2 separate regions of the Homo sapiens genome follow, and region 2 is linked to region 1. A link is a loop called in an ENCODE intact Hi-C map of the cell type or tissue named here. Cell type or tissue: MCF 10A. All regions are shown on one strand. Links, peaks and the distances in the headings refer to the core of each region. The heading gives the core; the rest is flanking DNA. Region 1 overlaps LOC105378426 (a long non-coding RNA gene). Region 2 has its middle 230 kb from the start of LINC02653.

What was found. Hi-C counts contacts between places; a loop is a spot of excess contacts. Peaks named below come from ENCODE experiments on the same cell type or tissue, not always from the same donor. Only the 100,000 strongest peaks of a DNase experiment are listed, where the experiment ranks them.
Region 2: it touches region 1 in a loop (2.7-fold over the local background); 1 of 110 quality-filtered maps calls a loop at or near these places.

The regions. Positions count from the first base shown.
Region 1 is chr10:90,174,615-90,185,117 of GRCh38, forward strand. LOC105378426 (a long non-coding RNA gene) reads left to right here. Exons shown (of 4, transcript XR_946198.3): 4 at 934-1,611. Among named protein-coding and RNA genes, the nearest start is that of LINC01375, 220 kb to the left of the region's middle. In MCF 10A, for the core only: no CTCF peak of the experiment used is centred there; a DNase peak (open chromatin) is centred at 5,237.
Region 2 is chr10:90,301,007-90,311,509 of GRCh38, forward strand. No RefSeq gene overlaps it. Among named protein-coding and RNA genes, the nearest start is that of LINC02653, 230 kb to the right of the region's middle. RefSeq lists enhancers at 772-1,284, 1,285-1,797. In MCF 10A, for the core only: no CTCF peak of the experiment used is centred there; a DNase peak (open chromatin) is centred at 5,415.

The DNA.
Region 1 (10,503 bases), core at 3,905-6,404:
CTTTAAAAAAGATCCAAAGTTTGCTTGTGCAACTGGGTGTCAATAGGGTTCAGCTTGTGAGTTATTGTGGCATGATAGATGCAGCACTATCCGAAATTGGCCAAAAAGTTTTAACACTGGGTGTGGACAATGTGACTCATCACATATGTGGTGAACTGAGGCAGCTGGTAGATGTTCAAAGTGTGTTCCTGCATATATTTTGTGTATTCCTAAGCAGTTTGCTTCATCTGAGTGCCATTTTCTGTATTCGATTGGTGTTTCTTGAGGAAAAAAGTTGTGCATAAGCAAACAAAATTCACATTATGTTCAAGTTGTTCCCTAATATATCATTTCATTCTGGAACAAGTTTCTGTTTTCAAAACAAGTATTATAACAAAATTGCCCATGAGTGGTTAGCATGCATATAGCTCTTATTTCCACTCAATAAATATTAGCTCATTACTCTTAATAATGAGGCCTCATTGACTGTAAAAGAAACACATATTGTATTCAATGGTATTAATGTAGGTGAAGAGAGGATGCATGGGTGTCTGGCAAGGAATATGCAAAAAGTAAGGCCAGTGAGCAAGAATTGTCAGTGTGTTTCCAGCACCGGCCGGCGAATCCAAGTGTCCTGCTTTCTTGGCAAGTAAATCTCAATTTGAAAATGGATGTGTCAGGCCTAATGGCACTGGTGATTAAGGTCATCCAGCTTCCTCCTCCTGCTCCCAGTCTGGGCTCACTCGGCAAACTCCTGATTATGACCTACCCTCTCATGTCATTGCAAGGCTGTGTTCTCCTGCTGACATAAACATTCTGGACCACTTGGCAATTACATTTCTTAGAGTGAATTGCAAAATTGGCACTCTGCTTTGTACATTGGTCTCTTGTAAATTCCCAGGGATTAATCAACTACAAGTACACTGACACTTTGTATTTTCTGGATCTGCAAAGCTAGGGAGCAGATGCTGGAATGCCATGACCTGCAAAATGACTGTGCCCTACCACGCCTGCCAGCTGCCTCCCCAGATGACACATTCACCCGCTCTCGAACTGCAAGTGCTGGCACATAACTGCCTCAGATCTGGACAAATGTACGTGTGGGATGTAAGACAGGTTTTTTCTAAGGTCCCTTCTCTTACAGAATTAGAATCAATTTCTTCCTTCACTAGTAATTTATTTCAATAGCTAGGGTCTGAACTTCAAGCATAGCATCTCTACTTATAACAACTTAGATTTTGGGTAGCTGACTTGACTTTGAATGAATTTGCACCTGCAAATACTGATTTTTCTCTTTCTTTGGTAGGTAAATTACCTTAAAAGTAAAAGACTATGACATTCAGAGGTCTACTCTATTCCCTATTCATCTTGAACCAAGCTTGAACTAACAAAAGCACATATGATTAATGTCATCAAAGAAAGAACTAAAATATAAATAGACCCTTTTATTTTGCTTCATTGCAATAGTGTCAGACATCTAACTCCATGACTAGTTCTGAAATGCACCACTTTTGAAGATGCTAGGTTTGCAATCTTTTTTCTTACCAATTGAGTGAATTTGTAGGTTTTACCTATGGATGAATGTATAGTAGTATAAATAAACTGGATATTTGCAAATGTTTATTGTAGTCTGAAGGCAAAAATAATTATCCATTTCGGCAAGTTGGAACCGTAACCATCACCTGAAATGTTCAAAACCTGTAAAGATCAGTATTATCAATATCTGTCATCTCATAAGAATGCCTTAGTGTTTAAGCTAATTCAATTATAGTTTGCATATTTCTAGAATGAAACACCATCTTTTATGATATAATGTGCTAAGGATATAATAATTGTATGATCTTTGGCCTCCAAGAGTATGAATCTGACTGAAGCAATATTCAAATAAATTAGTCATTCAATCACTAATTCATTTATTTAACAAACTCATGTAGAGAACTTGAGGGCTAGGAATTGTTTTAGACATTGAGATTGCAACCATAAACTTGAGAGACAAGGTCTCTGTTTTGGTGAGAGGAAGTACACAAATAAACAAGATAATTTTAGATAGCCAAGAGAGCAATGAAGAAAATAAAACAGGGTGAATTAATGCAGAATGAGTAGGGAGGATTAATGCAGAATGAGTAGGGAGGATGGTACTTTAGCTGGGATTATTAGGGATGGTTTCTTTGAGTAGAAGACATCTGTGCTGAGATCTGAATATCAGCACATGGCCGCTATGAGGATCTGAAAGACGTAGTCAAGGGCTTCAAGACTGCGATAAGTCACCAGGAGCACTGGCTCACGTCTATAATCCAAGCACTCTGGAAGGCAGAGTGAATGAGACTCAGTTTCAAAAAATAAAAATGAAAAGAAAAAAAAGACCATGATAAGTGACATAATTTGGATATGTGTCCCTGTCCAAATTTCAGGTTGAAATGTAATCCCCAATGATGGAGGTGGGGACTGGTGGGAGCCGATTGGATCATGGGAGCAGACTTCTCAGGAATGATTTAGTACCATCCCCTTGGTACTGTTCTTGTGACAGTGAGTGAGTTCTTATGAGATCTGGTTACCATAGCTCAAAAACAGGCATAGACAATGCATACACAAATGAACGTGGCTTTGTTCCAATTAAACTTTATTAACAGAATCAAATATCCGTCACATTTGGCCTGCTGGCCATGGTTGGGCAAACTCTGGTCTAGATATAACCATTTTCAGCACTTCCAAGTTTCTTCTTTTTCTCCTTTGTTTCTTATTCCCTATCTCTTCATTCTCATTCTTTTGGTTTTGTTAGTCTTAATCTTTGAAACCCCGATATTTTTCTTACATTACTTAAATCATTTATAGTCTCATCAACTATGATATTCCAGAAAATCAATCTGCTTGAAGATTTGGTTGGATGGCCTATGATAGTGACTTGCCCAATACCACACCACCTTCTTGGTGAAAAGTGTACAAAAGTATTCATTTCTCACTTACTGCTCTATCTTCTGAATTAGTTTTCTGGCACAGAAAAACTGATTACAAAGATAAGGAGTCATATATTATTAGTTATTGTCTCCAACTGCTATGTAAAATCAAATAGCAAGTTCTATTAACTCTTCCTCATGAAGTTTTCTATCCATCTATTGAGAATAATCTTGGATGATCTACGTAAGATTGGATCCAACCAGAAAAGAAAATAATGTAAATGTTTAAAATTTAACAGAGTGAATTGATATCACCAGTGATTAAGCTATGAAGTTACATAGGGATCAGTGAGACCACTTAGAGATTAGCAACAATAAGAAGCTTCTACCAACCATACTCAAGGTTGGGCTGGGGACAGAGGAAGGAGTTGGGGTTACCGAAGCCAATGACACAAGGGCCTGTGAAACAAAGTGAGAGAGCAGGATGGAGGAAGGGCAAGGTGTAAGTCTGAGGGGAACAGACCCAGGATCTGTTCATCCACTCTGCCTTTTGCTACCATGCTGGATCAGGTACTCATTGCCTTACACATGATTGACTTGGATAACATCTTAAGTTCCCCAATTTCCAAAATTAATTGGTTCTTCAAGTTGTATTCCTCTACATGATTGGTCAAACTCACAGCCAACTTTTCTGTTTGAACTCAAGTCTTACTTCTTTTTTGAAATGTTTTTGATTGCTCCAAAAGACCATGGTAAACTCCACCTTTTTTGAAACCCTCTTTGAGGCATCATTTCTTTTTTTTTCCCATAGGTTTTTGGTGAGCAGGTGGTGTTTGGTTACACAAATAAGTTCTTTTGTGGTAATTTCTGATATTTTGGTGCATCCATCACCTGAGCAGTGTACATTGTACCCAGTTTGTAGTATTTTTTCCCCCACTCCCCTTCCATCCTTCCTTGCACAACCCCCGAGTTCTCAAAGTTCATTGTATCCTTCTTATGTCTTTACATCCTCATAGCTTAGTTCCCACTTATGAGTGAGAACATATGATGTTTGGTTTTCCATTCCTGAGTTACTTCACTTAGCATAATAGTGTCCAACCCCATCCAGGTTGCTGCAAATGCCGTTATTTCATTCCTTTTTATGGTTGAGTAGTATTCCATGGCATATATATATATATATATATATATATATATATATATATATATATGTGTGTGTGTGTGTGTGTATATATATATATGTATATGTGTGTGTATATATATGTATATGTGTGTGTATATACACGTATATATATGTATTTGAATATATATGTATATGTGTATATATATATGCATATATATATATCTCTCTCTCACAGTTTTTTAATCCACTTGTTGATTGATGGGCATTTGGGCTGGTTCTGTATTTTTGCAATTGCAAATTGTTCTACTATAAACATACGTGTGCAAGTATCTTTTTTGTCTGCAGCATACCACCCTGAAAGTGCCCAATCTTTTCTGAGGCATCATTTCTAAGAAGTCCTAGACACCTTGTCATGTATTTCGTTATATTGGTTCTAAACATTTATTGTAAGTAGCATGTAGGTTTCTTAAGCACAGGAACCACATCTATATTTCTTCGTGTTGCCTATAAAGTTTATCACAAGCAAGTCAGTGCCAGACAAACACTTATTGATTGATTAGGTATTAAAATAAGAGAATCTTAAAAGCAAGAAGAAAACTTCGCTTGCCTAATTCATATTCTCTTAAATAGTCACACAGAGATTCTTAAAAAGTCAGAATGAGAAATTGGCTAAAACAGAGAAAGGTTTGCAGAGAGGTCAGAATGTGGAAGGGTCTTGAAATTCTTTACTAGAAGGAAAACTGAGCAGAAAACACACACAGGGGCACACACACACACATGCACACCCACACACACAGAGGCACCCATCAGTGTGGGCAAAATGAGCTTCAGGGCCTAGAATCTGAAAGTGCTCTGGTTACAGGTACAGGGTGAAATGTACTTACTACACACGGAACAACAAAAATCTGTGTACTTGCATTTGCTCTTCCAAATGCAAGTATTTTCAAATATGCTTAGGAAGAAAGTTACTGGGGAAGTCTCTTGTGATCTCTTTGAGGGACCCACTACCACCATGAGTTGTCTTCCTCATGGAAGGGAGCCTCTCAGAGTTAGCTTCTCCAGGCCCACACTGTCCCTTTGTGATGTGAGCTACCTGGAGGAAAAGAGTTTGGGTTTTGTCCAACTGAACACCAAGAACAGAGTGTCTCAGAACCAGAGGTGATCCACAACTTCATCGTCATTCACAACCCATTGCACAACCTCAGCTGAGCTCATTCTGTACTGCCTGGGATTATCCTCCTTCGGTGACTCAGCTTCTTTGCCAATCAGCAGCTTCAGCTTTCACACTATGCAACTTTGTGCAAACATTTTCCTGACACATCCTGGATAAGTAGCAGGGCGATGTAACATGTGCTACACAGGCATTCCATTCCCTGGCGTCCATCAACAGCCCTTCCACAGTCTGCATGGATGCCCCTTGTAGTTATGCTAGAAACAAATTCTTGTTGGTTTTTTAAACAGTGCCTGATGTTCTTCAAAACCACATCCAGCCCTCCAGTCCTTGGGGTACTTGCAGGTCATGGACAGGAAAGAGCTGTGGGATAAAATAAAGAACTGTGTCACTAAGATCTCAATGGTTTTGCAAGGGGAACTTCCTCTGAAAGAGGTACTCATGAGACACAAAGTCATGCTTCTCCTTACCAGACACAGAGAATGAGAGTGTAGTGATGTGAAGGATGGTTCTGTAGTAGTTTGGTGCATAAGCGTGACATCATTGGCTCTTCAACCCACTGACCTGAGGATGTCTAAATGGAAAGTGGCCTTATCTAGGATCCATAGTTCCTGGGACCTAAGAAACATGTGGATTATAGGTGCAAGTACTTTGGAGGATTCTCAGAAATATTTGGGAAGGTCACCCTTCCTCTCTGGGTTGGAGTATTTCTAACTAAAGAGCAATGGAGAGTCCTCGGAACAGTTTTTTAAATTGATATGATGGCTGTTGCACTCTCAGGAGGCTGGTGATGCCTAGAACACCTGGGTTCCAGGAAAAATTGTCTCCTAACAGCAAGAAAAGACTCAAGAGTGGAATGTCTTTGGTGAAAGTGAGCCCTTGAGTGATTCAAGGCCAGGCACACCTAGTAGGCTGGAATTACTGAGAAGATTTGGGTATTGTTTTTCAGGCAGATCATATGACTCTTGAAGTCCCTCTTCATCCTGAAATTTGAAGGTAAGAGAATTTGCATAGGACATTCTTATTGAGCAGACCTAAAATATTCTCTTATCTGTCTCTGACTTCTTTTCTGTGTTGTTATGAGGCTACATGTCCTTATTGCTTCAGCCATAAATACTTATTTTCTTAGTCAAGAATGTTGAGGGACACAAGGACAAAGTGGCAATAGAAAAGTATGAGAGACAACTTTGGAAAAACCATCTTTGGTAGGCTTATAGATCTTATGGGAATTTAGGCGCACAGTTGCTTGTAGGATCCTGGATGGTTGCCTACAATCTGTGCAGTAGACTGTGAGGAATTTCAAGTGCAAAATTAACGCTCTCCATCCCACCCGCATGCCCGTATGGCCACAACAGATCCATACAACCGACAAGATATTTTTATAGATTTTCTCAGTGGGAAAGTACATTGATCATTTGGGGGCTTATTGAGGAGAATTGTCAAGCAGTCAATTGATGCTTCCACATTGGTAAGCTGACCTCATTCTTAGCTTGGTTTGAATAACTTGACAGCACAGAATGTCAACAGTTCATAATCTGATGGATCACTTTAGACAGGCAGGAAACTAAATTACCCTTCAGATGAGATGATAAGGTTGAAATATGTAAAGAGAAGCAGTTTTCTCCTTAGAAAAGGCTCATTATAACATTTGAATCACAATACAGTACACTCCTAGAGCAGGAAGATTAATGACAGATAATCTACTTGAGTAAAATTACCCCCTGAGTAATATGAAAGAATTGTGGCAATTTTACGGATGTGGTAACTCAAAATTCTCCTGCCATGCGCTATCAGTATGGGCACAGTTGCAGTTTTGGAACTGATAACTTATCTGGTGCCTGGGGAAAATGACATTTCACAAAAGTAAACATATAATCCAAGCCAACAACCAATTCAAGATTAATGTGCCATTTGTGAGCAGGCTTCCCAGGCTATAAAACCAGAAAGCTTTTTATATGTTTTCTGTAAGGTGGGAGCATTTTCACACTGTATTGCTGCTTTATACTACAGATTATTATGAACGCCTTCTCTTGTGATATGGAAAGATGAATTAGGCCAGCTTTGAAAAATATTTTTCTATCTATCTTGAGAAAATTATGTTTTCAGGGCTGGTGTTGCCCAATCTAAGTTTTACAGGTGAGTAAATTCACTTGTGAGGGAGGAATTCAACATACTCTCTTGAGGCTAGAGGCTGCAATACCACACTTGTATGCAGCTGGGGAGAAGAAAAAGGAGGCTCAGTGGGGTCCTCGGTCCCCACCTGTCTGTGTGACCTCTGCCAGAGAAGTTGCCTATCCTCCACATGGGGGCCACCCCAAGCTTCATCCTTGTCACCTCCAAAGTCTTATTCTTTTATACTTTATCTGCCCCCATCAACTTTCGTTTCCTCTTCTACCTCTGCATTGGACATTAATCTGGATTAAAAATTAATTTCATGCAACACCATGAGATTTTGTGTTGCTAATTTATTCCTCTCTCTATGACATTTGTGCACTTTTAGAGAGGAGAAGAAAATCACCTTCCATATAAAAAGGAACCTCTGGCAATGGAGAAGGAAGTTTGGTGAAGCTTGTTCCTGTGTCTTATTTCAGTAATTCACCTAAGTTGGGGCAAATAAAGCATTGAACTTCTACTGTGGTCTCTAAAGTTTGAACTATCTCTTTGATAGGGGAAGAGAAAAGGGGTCAGGGAATCTTTCAGTTCTAAAATCCATGGCAAAATTATATTATTCTTATTATTTTTTTAATTTTATTATTATACTGTAAGTTTTAGGGTACATGTGCACAACGTGCAGGTTACGTATGTATACATGTGCCATGTTGGTGTGCTGCACCCATTAACTTGACATTTATATTAGGTATATCTCCTAATGCTCTCCCTCCCCCCTCCCCCCACCCCACAACAGTCCCCGGTGTGTGATGTTCCCCTTCCTGTGTCCATGTGTTCTCATTGTTCAATTCCCATCTATGAGTGAGAACATGCAGTGCTTGGTTTTTTGTCCTTGCAATAGTTTGCTGAGAATGATGGTTTCCAGTTTCATCCAAATCCCTACAAAGGACATGAACTCATCATTTTTTATGGCTGCATAGTATTCCATGGTGTATATGTGCCACATTTTCTTAATCCAGTCTATCATTGTTGGACATTTGGGTTGGTTCCAAGTCTTTGCTATTGTGCGTAGTGCCACAATAAACATACGTGTGCATGTGTCTTTATAGCAGCATGTTTTATAATCCTTTGGGTATATACCCAGTAATGGGATGGCTGGGTCAAATGGTATTTCTAGTTCTAGATCCCTGAGGAATCGCCACACTGACTTCCACAATGGTTGAACTAGTTTACAGTCCCACCAACTGTGTAAAAGTGTTCCCATTTCTCCACATCCTCTCCAGCACCTGTTGTTTCCTGACTTTTGAATGATTGCCATTCTAACTGGTGTGAGATGGTATCTCATTGTGGTTTTGATTTGCATTTCTCTGATGGCCAGTGATCGTGAGCATTTTTTCATGTGGTTTTTGGCTGCATAAATGTCTTCTTTTGAGAAGTGTCTGTTCATATCCTTTGCCCACTTTTTGATGGGATTGTTTGTATTGTTCTTGTAAATTTGTTTGAGTTCATTGTAGATTCTGGATATTAGTCCTTTGTCAGATGAGTAGGTTGCAAAAATTTTCTCCCATTCTGTAGTTTGCCTGTTCACCCTGATGGTAGTTTCTTTTGCTGTGCAGAAGCTATTTAATTTGATTAGGTCCCATTTGTCAATTTTGTCTTTTGTTGCCATTGCTTTTGGTGTTTTAGACATGAAGTCCTTGCCCATGCCTATGCCCTGAATGATATTGCCTAGGTTTTCTTCTAGGGTTTTTATGGTTCTAGGTCTAACATGCAAGTCTTTAATCCATCTTGAATTAATTTTTGTATAAGGTGTAAGAAAGAGATCCAGTTTCAGCTTTCTACCTATGGCTAGCCAGTTTTCCCAGCACCATTTATTAAATAGGGAATCCTTTCCCCATTTCTTGTTTTTGTCAGGTTTGTCAAAGATCAGATGGTTGTAGATATGCAGCATTATTTCTGAGGGCTCTGTTCTGTCCCATTGGTCTATATCTTTGTTTTGGTACCAGTACAATGCTGTTTTGGTTACTGTAGCCTTGTAGTATAGTTTGAAGTCAGGTAGTGTGATGCCTCCAGCTTTGTTCTTTTGGCTTAGGATTGACTTGGGAATGCGGGCTCTTTTTTGGTTCCATATGAACTTTAAAGTAGTTTTTTCCAATTCTGCGAAGAAAGTCATTGGTAGCTTGATGGGGATGGCATTGAATCTATAAATTACCTTGGGCAGTATGGCCATTTTCACGATATTGATTCTTCCTATCCATGAGCATGGAATGTTCTTCCATTTGTTTGTATCCTCTTTTATTTCGTTGAGCAGTGGTTTGTAGTTCTCCTTGAAGAGGTCCTTCACATCCCTTGTAAGGTGGATTCCTAGGTATTTTATTCTCCTTGAAGCAATTGTGAATGGGAGTTCACTCATGATTTGGCTCTCTGTTTGTCTGTTATTTGTGTATAAGAATGCTTGTGATTTTTGCACACTGATTTTATATCCTGAGACTTTGCTGAAGTTGCTTATCAGCTTAAGGAGATTTTGGGCTGAGACAGTGGGGTTTTCTAGATATACAATCATGTCATCTGCAAACAGGGACAATTTGACTTCCTCTTTCCCTAATTGAATACCCTTTATTTCCTTCTCCTGCCTGATTGCCCTGGCCAGAACTTCCAACACTATGTTGAATAGGAGTGGTGAGAGAGGGCATCCCTGTCTTGTGCCAGTTTTCAAAGGTAATGCTTCCAGTTTTTGTCCATTCAGTATGATATTGGCTGTGGGTTTGTCATAGATAGCTCTTATTATTTTGAGATACATCCCATGAATACCGAATTTATTGAGAGTTTTTAGCATGAAGGGTTGTTGAATTTTGTCAAAGGCCTTTTCTGCATCTATTGAGGTAATCATGTGGTTTTTGTCTTTGGTTCTGTTTATATGCTGGATTACATTTATTGATTTTTGTATGTTGAACCAGCCTTGCATCCCAGTGATGAAGCCCACTTGATCATGGTGGATAAGCTGTCCTTAGTGACCTACAAAGAGAGTTAGACTCCCACACAATAATAATGGGAGACTTTAACACCCCACTGTCAACATTAGACAGATCAACAAGACAGAAAGTTAACAAGGATATCCAGGAATTGAACTCAGCTCTGCACCAAGCGGACCTAATAGACATCTACAGAACTCTCCACCCCAAATCAACAGAATATACATTCTTTTCAGCACCACACCACACCTATTCCAA
Region 2 (10,503 bases), core at 4,181-6,680, 130 kb after region 1:
CCAATCACCAAAAGGATTTTTTAAATGTTGCACATTAGAAGACCTACTTTAAAAGTCAATCTAAATGCCTTATAACAGGAAAAACTTCTTTCATAATTTTTTGATAAATTTTGCAAATTTAAAAATGTTACAGTATTTTATTGTAAATTTGGTACATTTTGGTATACCTTATTGAAAATTATTTGGGAATGTTCACTTAAACCATTCAACAAATGAACCACCACAAAATGTCAGACTTTGAAGCTTTCAGCAAACAGGAATTACTGAAAACAAAGCTTTCAAAGGGAAAGATATTGAAGTTTATCCCAAAAAAGAGAGAAGCTGAACTTGTTTTTAATGAGAATTCAAATAATATACAAGATTTACCTTTAATTTTCAATCATTTTACTTTTGATATTTTACTTTGTAAGAAAGTTATTTTAATAGAGCTTCTATGAAAATAGATAAATTTGTGTATAAATTGTATTTCGAACTGGAATGTAATGTAATTGAGAAGGCGTATTGTTTTTAGCATACACATTGGGAAACATTCTCAAGAATTATAATTAAAGGTGACTGATTTTATGAACATTTTCTCTTAAAATGTACCCTGAAAAGTGGCAAAAACTACTGCAGCTATGAAAATATTAGGGTGAAAATATTTACATGAAGGGGTGGGTTGCCCCTCCACACCTGTGGGTTTTTCTTGTTAGGTGCAACGAGAGACTTGGAAAAGAAAGAGACACAGAAACAAAGTATAGAGAAAGAAAAAGGGGGCCCAAGAGACCAGCCTTCAGCACAAGGAGGATCTCACCGGCCTCTGAGTTCCCTTAGTATTTATTGATCATTATTGGGTGTTTCTCGGAGAGGGGGATGTGGCAGGGTCATAAGATAATAGTGGAGAGAAGGTCAGCAGGTAAACACACGAACAAAGGTCTCTGCATCATTAACTGGGTAAAGAATTAAGTGCTGTGCTTTAGATATGTATATACATAAACATCTCAATGCCTTGAGCAGTATTGCTGCTTGCCTGTCCCACCTCCAGCCCTAAGGTGGTTTTCCCCTATCTCAGTAGGTGGAATATACAATCGGGTTTTACACAGAGACATTCCATTGCCCAGGGACGGGCAGGAGACAGATGCCTTCCTCTTGTCTCAACTGCAAAGAGGAGTTCCTTCCTCTTTTACTAATCCTCCTCAGCACAGGGTGTCGGGCTGGAGGATGGTCAGGTCTTTCCGTTCCCACGAGGCCATATCTCAGGCTATCACATGGGGAGAAACCTTGGACAATACCTGGCTTTCCTAGGCAGAAGTCCCTGCGGCCTTCCGCAGTGTTTTGTGTCCCTGGGTACTTGAGACTAGGGAGTGGTGATGACTCTTAACAAGCATTCTGCCTTCAAGCATTTGTTTAACAAAGCACATCTTGCACAGCCCTTAAGCCATTTAACCCTAAATTGACACAGCACATGTTTCAGGGAGCACAGGGTTGGGGGTAAAGTTACAGACTAACAGCATCTCAAGGCAGAAGAATTTTTCTTAGTACAGAACAAAATGGAGTCTCTTATGTCTGCTTCTTTCTACACAGACACAGTAACAATCTGATCTCTCTTTCTTTTCCCCACATTTACATATTTTAGTAATTTAAAAAATAGAAGTGATAAATTCCTCATTTAGGAGAATGTGCTCTAAACTTACCAGGTAACACAACCTGCAGGAAGAATATCTTCTCAGCTAAAAATTGTATGGTACAGTGAGACAAGTGCATTGGCCGTTTACAAATTTTACATTTATCAACGTAAAATGCAATTTTGAAGAAGTGGGCCTGTTCAAAGGACACATTATGCAATTGTAACTTCTTATGGGAAAATTCATCCTACTGTGGCTGGGTTCAACAAGAATCTGAGTGAGAACCCAAAGCAGTGAGCACCACTGAGAAGCATGTGTTAACAATACTAGCCTCCTGTTTCTGTGTGGAAACAGCGCTGGGTACTGCTAGTTCTTGTCTTGAGAGTAAGAGTTGAGGACAACTCTATAGAGAAGTGTGAAGTCGTCAGAAGTAAAATGAAGTCACTTGCGTTAGGTGAAGAAAAAAAAAAAAAAAACCCTGACAAATAAAGCCGGAGAAGGCCATGAAGAGAGCATTCTCATGCACAAATGCCTGGAAACATGAACTATCACAAAAGAGTCTGACCTTGTACAAAGGCCACATCATAACCTTATACACACATAAAAAATATTTCTGCAAGGACACCAGCTCAGTAACTGCCTGTCCGACCTTGGACTGGCGCCACCCTTCTTAGTGATCCTCCTAACCCAGGATAATTATCTCAAGACAATTATGTAATCCTCCTCATTTTTCCTTAAAAGCGTTTGTTTTCCTATCTCTCTGAATATGCACATAGCTTACTATGGCATGTGTATTTCCATTGCAATGCCCTATTCCCAAATAAACATCATTTTCTGTTAGAGAGCCTCTCCCTCTTTGTTATTTAGGTTGACACAATACATTAGATTATTTTATAATTTAATAATATAGCTATCTTCTATTTGTTCTTATTTTGCACTAGGCATCACTATGGTGATTTGCACAATTTATTTCAATCCTGACAGTTAGGTATTCTCATTTTTGTAATTAAGACTGACAGTCAAAGAGGTTATGTAATTGCCTAAGATTATAAATTGGAAAGTGAAAAAACCTGGGCTAATAAGTAGGTCTGTCCCATTTCTCTCTTTTCTCATAGACTGCCTCTCTACTGAAGAGATATTTGAGTGTGGTTAGAAATGTCTCTACAGGGTACAGGTTTTATTTTTCATTTTTAAATAATGCTGATACTTAAAAAATTTATTTGTACATATTTATGGCATACAAGTGCAATTTTACTACATTGATATACTACATTGCAGTGAAGTCAGGTCTTAGTGCATCCAACCCTGGAGCAATGTACATTGTGTCCACCGAGCAACCTCATAATCATCCACTCCCCTCTCACCCCCTCACTCCTCTGACTCCCAATTGTTCATCATTCCACAATCTCCTTCCATGTGTACACGCTATTTAGCTCTACTTACAAGTAGAGCTAAACATGCGGTATTTCTCTTTCTATAATGCTGACATCTCTTTATGTATCATATAATCTGGTTAACACTGCTGGACATGTGAACAGAAATATCTTACTATTACATCAGGCTTTAGTGACCAGAGGTCTTGGACCAAGAATCATTGCAAACTATGGGCAAACTGTGTGCCTCACAGAACACAGAAGGCAAGGAGTAAAGAGTTATACCTATTTAAAAGAATAGGTTAAAAATATAAAGTATTTAAAATAAAAATAAAAGTGTTTAAATAAAAATATAAAATTGTGTACTGAAACATAAAATATTTTTAATTTTATAGAAATATAAAGTATTTGAAGTTAAAAATATAAAAATATAAATCCTAATATTTTCTCCAACCCCACTTTTGGAGACTAGTGTCTCATGCAGTGTAGTTACAAATTCATAGTCTCTATGGGAATTAGGTTCTGAAGTCAAAACATAAGTTGAACATCACAGATAGCCAAATTACCCTTAGAAATCACTTTAAAAACAATGTTTTGGAGATTAATAAAGAATATCTCCAGTTGATGAATACACACACAAGTTCAACATAGCTAGTTTGTTCTTTAGATTGAAAAAAGTATTGCTTCAGTTGAGCAAGTTATAAAGTAGTTGGCTTAGGCTTCAGGATCAGATTGTGGAAAAAATATGTGTTGAACATTATATCACGCCAAATTTTTTGTGATACTCATACAATGTGCTTTGAGAGATAGGAGGTGACTGAGAATAAAGAGTGGAAGAATAGATTCAAGTATCTCATCTCACATTCTCACCAGGATGTGTGGCTCATTTAGTGCAACAGGAATGTGCCCATCTGCTTAACTTATCTCTCTCACAGTCTCTCTCTCTCTCTTTCTCTCCCTCTCTGTCTCTCTCTCTCTCTTTCTTTCTCTCTCTCTCTCCATACTTTTATATTTTTCTCTTACACCCTTAGGTTTCTTATAATTGAATTCACATAAATTAAATGCAAGTCTGCAGTTACTTCTTTGCATAACAATTTTTCTTCTTTCTCCTTATCAGCATCACCTGAAATACAATTTATCACCAGCCCTTCTCCAGCTCTACCTCTCCAAATCTACCAGCAATTCAAGATTAATTTCAAATTCAACCCCCACCCAAGAATTTGCAATTCACATATGTTCCTGTCATATCTGAATTATCATTATGCCAATTTCCCTCCTGTTTCACTAAATTAAATACTCATATCAAGGATATTTGCCTTATCACTCCAACAGTTTAGGCAGGAGTGGCATTTTGGTTTATAGCATCAGGCAGAATGGTAAGAACAGTATAGGTAGTGAGAATTCTGGCTTTAGTCCTGGTATCTCTCTAACAGGTTATGTAAGCTCAGTGCTGTTCCTGTGGTACTTCTGATTTTCCTCTTTCTGGGTACACAGTAGGATTGTCCTCCCTAACTTGCTTGGAATTAGACAGGTTCTGTAATTTGCTTTGGCTGATGAAATGTGAGCCTTTCACTTTGAATTGTATAATTTGCTTTTCCCTGACCTCTGCCATGCTCCAGAAAGTGAAGCCTATAGCAATCTGCTTCTCTTTGTGAAGACAACCTGGAGCAGAGGCCCTGACCACTCAAGAAAGACATTTAACATAAACTAGAAATGGATCATTTTTATTAAACAATGGCAATTTTAGGATTGTTTGATACTACAGCATAACCAAGCCTATCCTGTGTAATATGCAGGGAAATTCTATTAACTGCAAAGTAGAGAGAAACTAGATAGTTTGCTTTAAATATCTCATCAAATTTTTACAGGAATCAAAAATATAAAGATGCATGTATGTAAAGATGTAAATAATAAATGTAATGAAAATTCAGAAAATCATTAATAATAAAATATCAAAACCGTCTTAACTCATATTATGTTTATTATTTATTTCTACTTATGATATTCAGTATGATGATCTGAGCTTTGTTTTTTAATACTGAGCTGTTTCTTTTTATATTTCTTGTACATAACCTCTTTAATTTAATGACTATTTATGAAATTGCTAACTATTGGTAAGTAACAGTATTTCAGAGATTTGGTGGATGTTTCAGAGATTATCTCTCAACACAAACAACTATGTGAGATCAATTTAAACTACTCTGGAGCAAGGTATGTATGCAAATATTCAGAAAAAATAAATGTCTATGTAGTAAACATTCTGTGTAAGGAAAAGAGAGTGATATAAAACATCTGGCCACACATCAGGGACATAACTCAACTCCCAGTGAGACCAAATCTGTTATATAAATATATGTTTTATTACTCATGCTTTTAAAACAACACACAACCTTATGACCTGCATTTGTCAGGATTTCCATTTAGTGGAATGGTCACCATGGTGACAATGTGAACTGGCTGATTTGTATATGCTTTCTCATCTAGCGCTGAATGACCAGAGTAGACCACTTGACAGCTGATGTTTTCAGTTATAACAACATATGTGCACCACAGAGTTCATGGAATTGTATCTCAGCCAGTCTGAATCAGTTGATATGGTAGCCAAAATGACTGGTTGACCTCGCTAAGGACCCAGGTATTTCAGGTATCTTATAAACCAGAGTGGACTGATTTAACCATATGGTTAAATGGCATAAAAAAAAAAGTGGCAGTACACTGTCTATGTCCAAGGGTCTTACATGGTAATTGGCAGCAAGACAGACAATTGGGTAAGATTTTGTAGACAATGAAACAGGCATCTACGTTAAAAACTAGATAAAACTGGATAATCATTAATTTTTATGTTTTTATTCAGCTATTTAATCTGATGTAGACACAAAATAAATTTTTCATTTGTGGCAATTTTGAAGTAGAAAAATGAGTATTGCCTTTCTTCTCTTCACCTATAACTTGGCTTTAAAGTTTATCTCAGTAAGAGAGTAGAGATTTTTATGCATGAAATTGGCAGGTAGAAATCGATCAATAAATATTCGTTTAATGAATGAAAGAAAAACATACTAGTAAGCATTTTTAATAGAAAAAATTGACTAAAATATTAACTAAAATGTTTTTAGTTGACAATTCATAAAGCATAATGGCAAGAACTTAATTTTCATGACAATCTAGTGAGAAAGTTTATCACTATCTCAGTTTTATAGATAAATAAATATGAGGTTTACCAAGATTATAGAATTCAGTCAAAGACAGAGAATGGGTAAGTGGCAGATTAGAATTTAGTCTGAATTTTTTAATCCTAAACCCCATGCCACCTAAAATTCAATATGATGCCCATTGTAGTAGATGAATTCAAAATAGTTCTAAGAAAAACAACAAGGTGAGGTTTGATCCATTTTCTTCATTGCTGCTTCTGTAGACTTGAAGGGTTTGTTGAATAAAGAAGTGTTTAAAGTTCCAAATGTCAAAAACAAAATTTTAATAATTTGAGAAGAAAATATATGAAACTATTTTTACACATCATAGAAAGGAAGAATTTAAGTGAAACACACAAAAAAGGACAAACCATAAGGAAAAGACTGGTAATTTTTGACATTAAAATTAAATTTTTATCAGGCTGTAGTTGCTGCACAAAACATACAGAACATAAATAAAATAAAATGTTATTTATGACAAAGGACCAAAAAATGAACTTAAAAGGCAAGTTAGAGACTGAAATATGCTATTTGCAATGCATACAACTAAAAAGGATTATTATTCTAAATATTTAGGGAAATTACACAACTGAATAATCCAATAGAAAAGTGAGCAAAGGGACAGAAATGTGAAACTATGGCTAACTCCAGTGAGAATTAAAATAAAATTATAATAGGATATACAGATTTAACCAATAAAATATAATACCACTTCAGCTATTTTGATAGCAGCCTTGAAAGAAGCACTAACCAAGAAACAATGGCATCCATTGAAGGCAGCCAACTCAAGACAATCTTTCAAGTAGACAGCTGAAAGAGGTGGCCAGGAGTGGTGGCTCACACCTGGAATCCCAGCACTTTGGGAGGCTGAGGTGGGCGGATCACGAGGTCAGCAGTTTGAGACCAGGCTGGCCAACAAGGTGAAACCCCATATCTACTAAAAAAAAAAAAGAAAATTAGCCAGGCATGGTGGTGGACACCTGTAATCCCAGCTCCTCCAGAGGCTGAGGCAGGAGAATCACTTGAACCCGGGAGGCAGAGGTTGCAGTGAGCCGAGACCATGCCATTGCACTCCAGCCTGCGCGACAAAGCAAGACTCTGTCTCAAAAAAATAAAAATAAAAATAAAAATAAAGAAAGAGTCATCTCACTCCCCTACCTCATTTGATCTCCTGCCAAGACTCCTCTCTTGCTGAACCTAAACAGAACTCGAGGAATTTGAACCCGTTAATACATTCCATATGGCAAGACTGCCAGCACAGATAGCAGGTTGGGAAGGATAGAGATTACGTCTGGAGGAAGGAATTAAAGATATTTGGCATGGAGGTTCTGATGTTTGGTGGCCAAAAAGCCGTTTGACAAATATCCTCTACAGGTCTTCATTTAAAAATGTAAAATATGCTTGTGTGGGAAAACTATTTACATTTTTTAAATGGAAAATGAGACACTTCTTTTACATTCTTATAATAAAAGTACAATTTTAAACAGATATAATAAATTCGTTTTTTGATTCAAGTGCATAAATTATCTTTTTACTGGGAGCACACTTTACAAAACAGCATATCCTTAAAACTAGGTTATAAAAATGAAGAGCTTTTAGCAATACCAATTTTAAAAAATCTTTTTCACTCTTGCAAAAAGAATCCTTTAGGGAGTAGTAGTGTTTTAAATAAAGTTTTCTGAAAACGTTCTAGAATAGAGAAGTATATTTCCACAGCAAAAGAAACAATTAAAAGATCAAACAGACAATAATGGGAGAGAATATTTGCAAAATTTTGCCTCTGACAAAAGACTAATATCCAGAATCTACCAAAGACTCAAACAACTCAACAAGAAGAAAACAACCCCATTAAAAAGTGGGCAAAAAACAAGAACAGACATTTCTCAAAAGAAGATATATAAGCAGCCAATAAACATAAGAAAAAATGTTCAATATCACTAATCATCAGAGAAATACAAATTAAAACCACAATGAGATATCATCTTATACCAGTCATAATGACTATTACTAAAATGTCAAAAACAACAGATGTTGGTGTGGATGCAAAGAAAAGGGAACACTTATACACAGTTGGTAGGAATGTAAATTATTTCAGCCTCTTTGGAAAACAGTATGGAGATTTCTCAAAGAACTAAAAATAGAACCACCATTCCACCCAGGAATTCCACTACTCAGTATCTACCCAAAGGAAAATAAATCATGATATAAAAAAGACACCTGTTCTCATATGTTTATTGAACATCAAATAGAAAAGTCATGGAATCAACCTTAGTGTCCATCAACAGTTGATTGGATAAAGAAAATATGGTATACATACACCATGGAACACTATGCAGTCATGAAAAATGAAATCATGTTCTTTGCAGCAACATAGATGGAGCTGAAGGCCATTATCCCTAGTGAAATAACTGAGAAACATAAAGCCAAATGCTTCTTGTTCTCACAAGTAAGAGCTAAACAATGGGTACATATGGACATATAGAGTGAAATCATAGACCAAAATAGCTGGGGGAGAAGGGTGAGGGTTGAAAAATTACCCATTAAGTACAATGTGCACTATTTGAATGATAGGTACATTAAAAGCCCAAACCCCACCATTACAAAATATGCCCATATACAAGGACTTCATGTCTAAAACACCAAAAGCAATGGCAACAAAAGACAAAATTGATAAATGGGATCTAATTAAACTAAAGAGCTTCTGAACAGCAAAAGAACCTATCATCAGAGTGAGCAGGCAACCTACAGAATGGGAGAAAATTTTTGCAACCTACTCATCTGACAAAGGGCTAATATCCAGAATCTACAATGAACTCAAACAAATTTACAAGAAAAAAACAAACAAACCCATCAAAAAGTGGGCAAAGTATATGAACAGACACTTCTCAAAAGAAGACATTTATGCAGCCAACAGACACATGAAAAAATGCTCATCATCACTGGCCATCAGAGAAATGCAAATCAAAACCACAATGAGATACCATCTCACACCAGTTAGAATGGCCATTATTAAAAAGTCAGGAAACAACAGGTGCTGGAGAGGATGTGGAGAAATAGGAACACTTTTACACTGTTGGTGGGACTGTAAACTAGTTCAACCATTGTGGAAGTCAGTGTAGTGATTCCTCAGGGATCTAGAACTAGAAATACCATTTGACCCAGCCATCCCATTACTGAGTATATACCCAAAGGACTATAAATCATGCTGCTATAAAGGCACATGCACACGTATGTTTATAGCAGCACTATTCACAATAGCAAAGACTTGGAACCAACCTAAATGTCCAAAAACGATAGACTGGATGAAGAAAATGTGGCACATATACACCATGGAATACTATGCAGCCATAAAAAACGATGAGTTCATGTCCTTTGCAAGGACATGGATGAAACTGGAAACCATCATTCTTAGCAATCTATCACAGGGACAAAAAACCAAACACCGCATGTTCTCACTCATAGGTGGGAATTGAACAATGAGAGCACATGGAGGCAGGATGGGGAACATCACACACCGGGGCCTGTTGTGGGGTGGGGAGAAGGGGGAGGGATAGCATTAGGAGATATACTAATGCTAAATGATGAGTTAATGGGTGCAGCACACCAACACGGCACATGTATATAACCTGCACATTGTGCACATGTACCCTAAAACTTAAAGTATAATAATAATAAAATTAAAAAAAAATGCCCATATAACAAACCTGCGTATGTACCCCCAAATCTAAAATAAAATAAAAAATTTTAATAAAGAAAAACAGACTAGAGAAGTATTAACATATTTATTCTCACTGTTCTACCAGAGTATTTATAATTAATTTACACTGTTTTTGACCTCTAAAAATAATAATCTAAAATCTAAGAGTTCATTTTACTCACTTGAATATTCTTTTCATTATATTCTAATGGCACTGAAGAAGCACCTACACAGCCTGGTTCTCTCTGGACTTAGAAGAAAGTGTGTACAATTAAGTCCAGTGAAAGTATTTTCAACACCTTTCAAATGAGTTTGGAAATGTATTTCTTTACTGTATGAGCAAGTAGTGTTTATGTTAGATAAGATATCCCAAACTGTTTAAATAGATTATGTTGTCATTATTAATGGTTAATGGAATTCAACTATTTATCCATCAGTCACATTTTGAGTGACATCTATGTGTTCTAGATGTTTGGGCTACATTACTGTGTTATAGAGAAAGATTCTTGTGCTCCTGAATCTCACATTCTAGTTGAGTCAAACAATAAATAATACACATACTAAATACATAATATACATGAGTGTTAGAAATTGATACCCGCTACAGAAAAAAAAAAGAAAAAGTAGAGCAGGATAAAAGG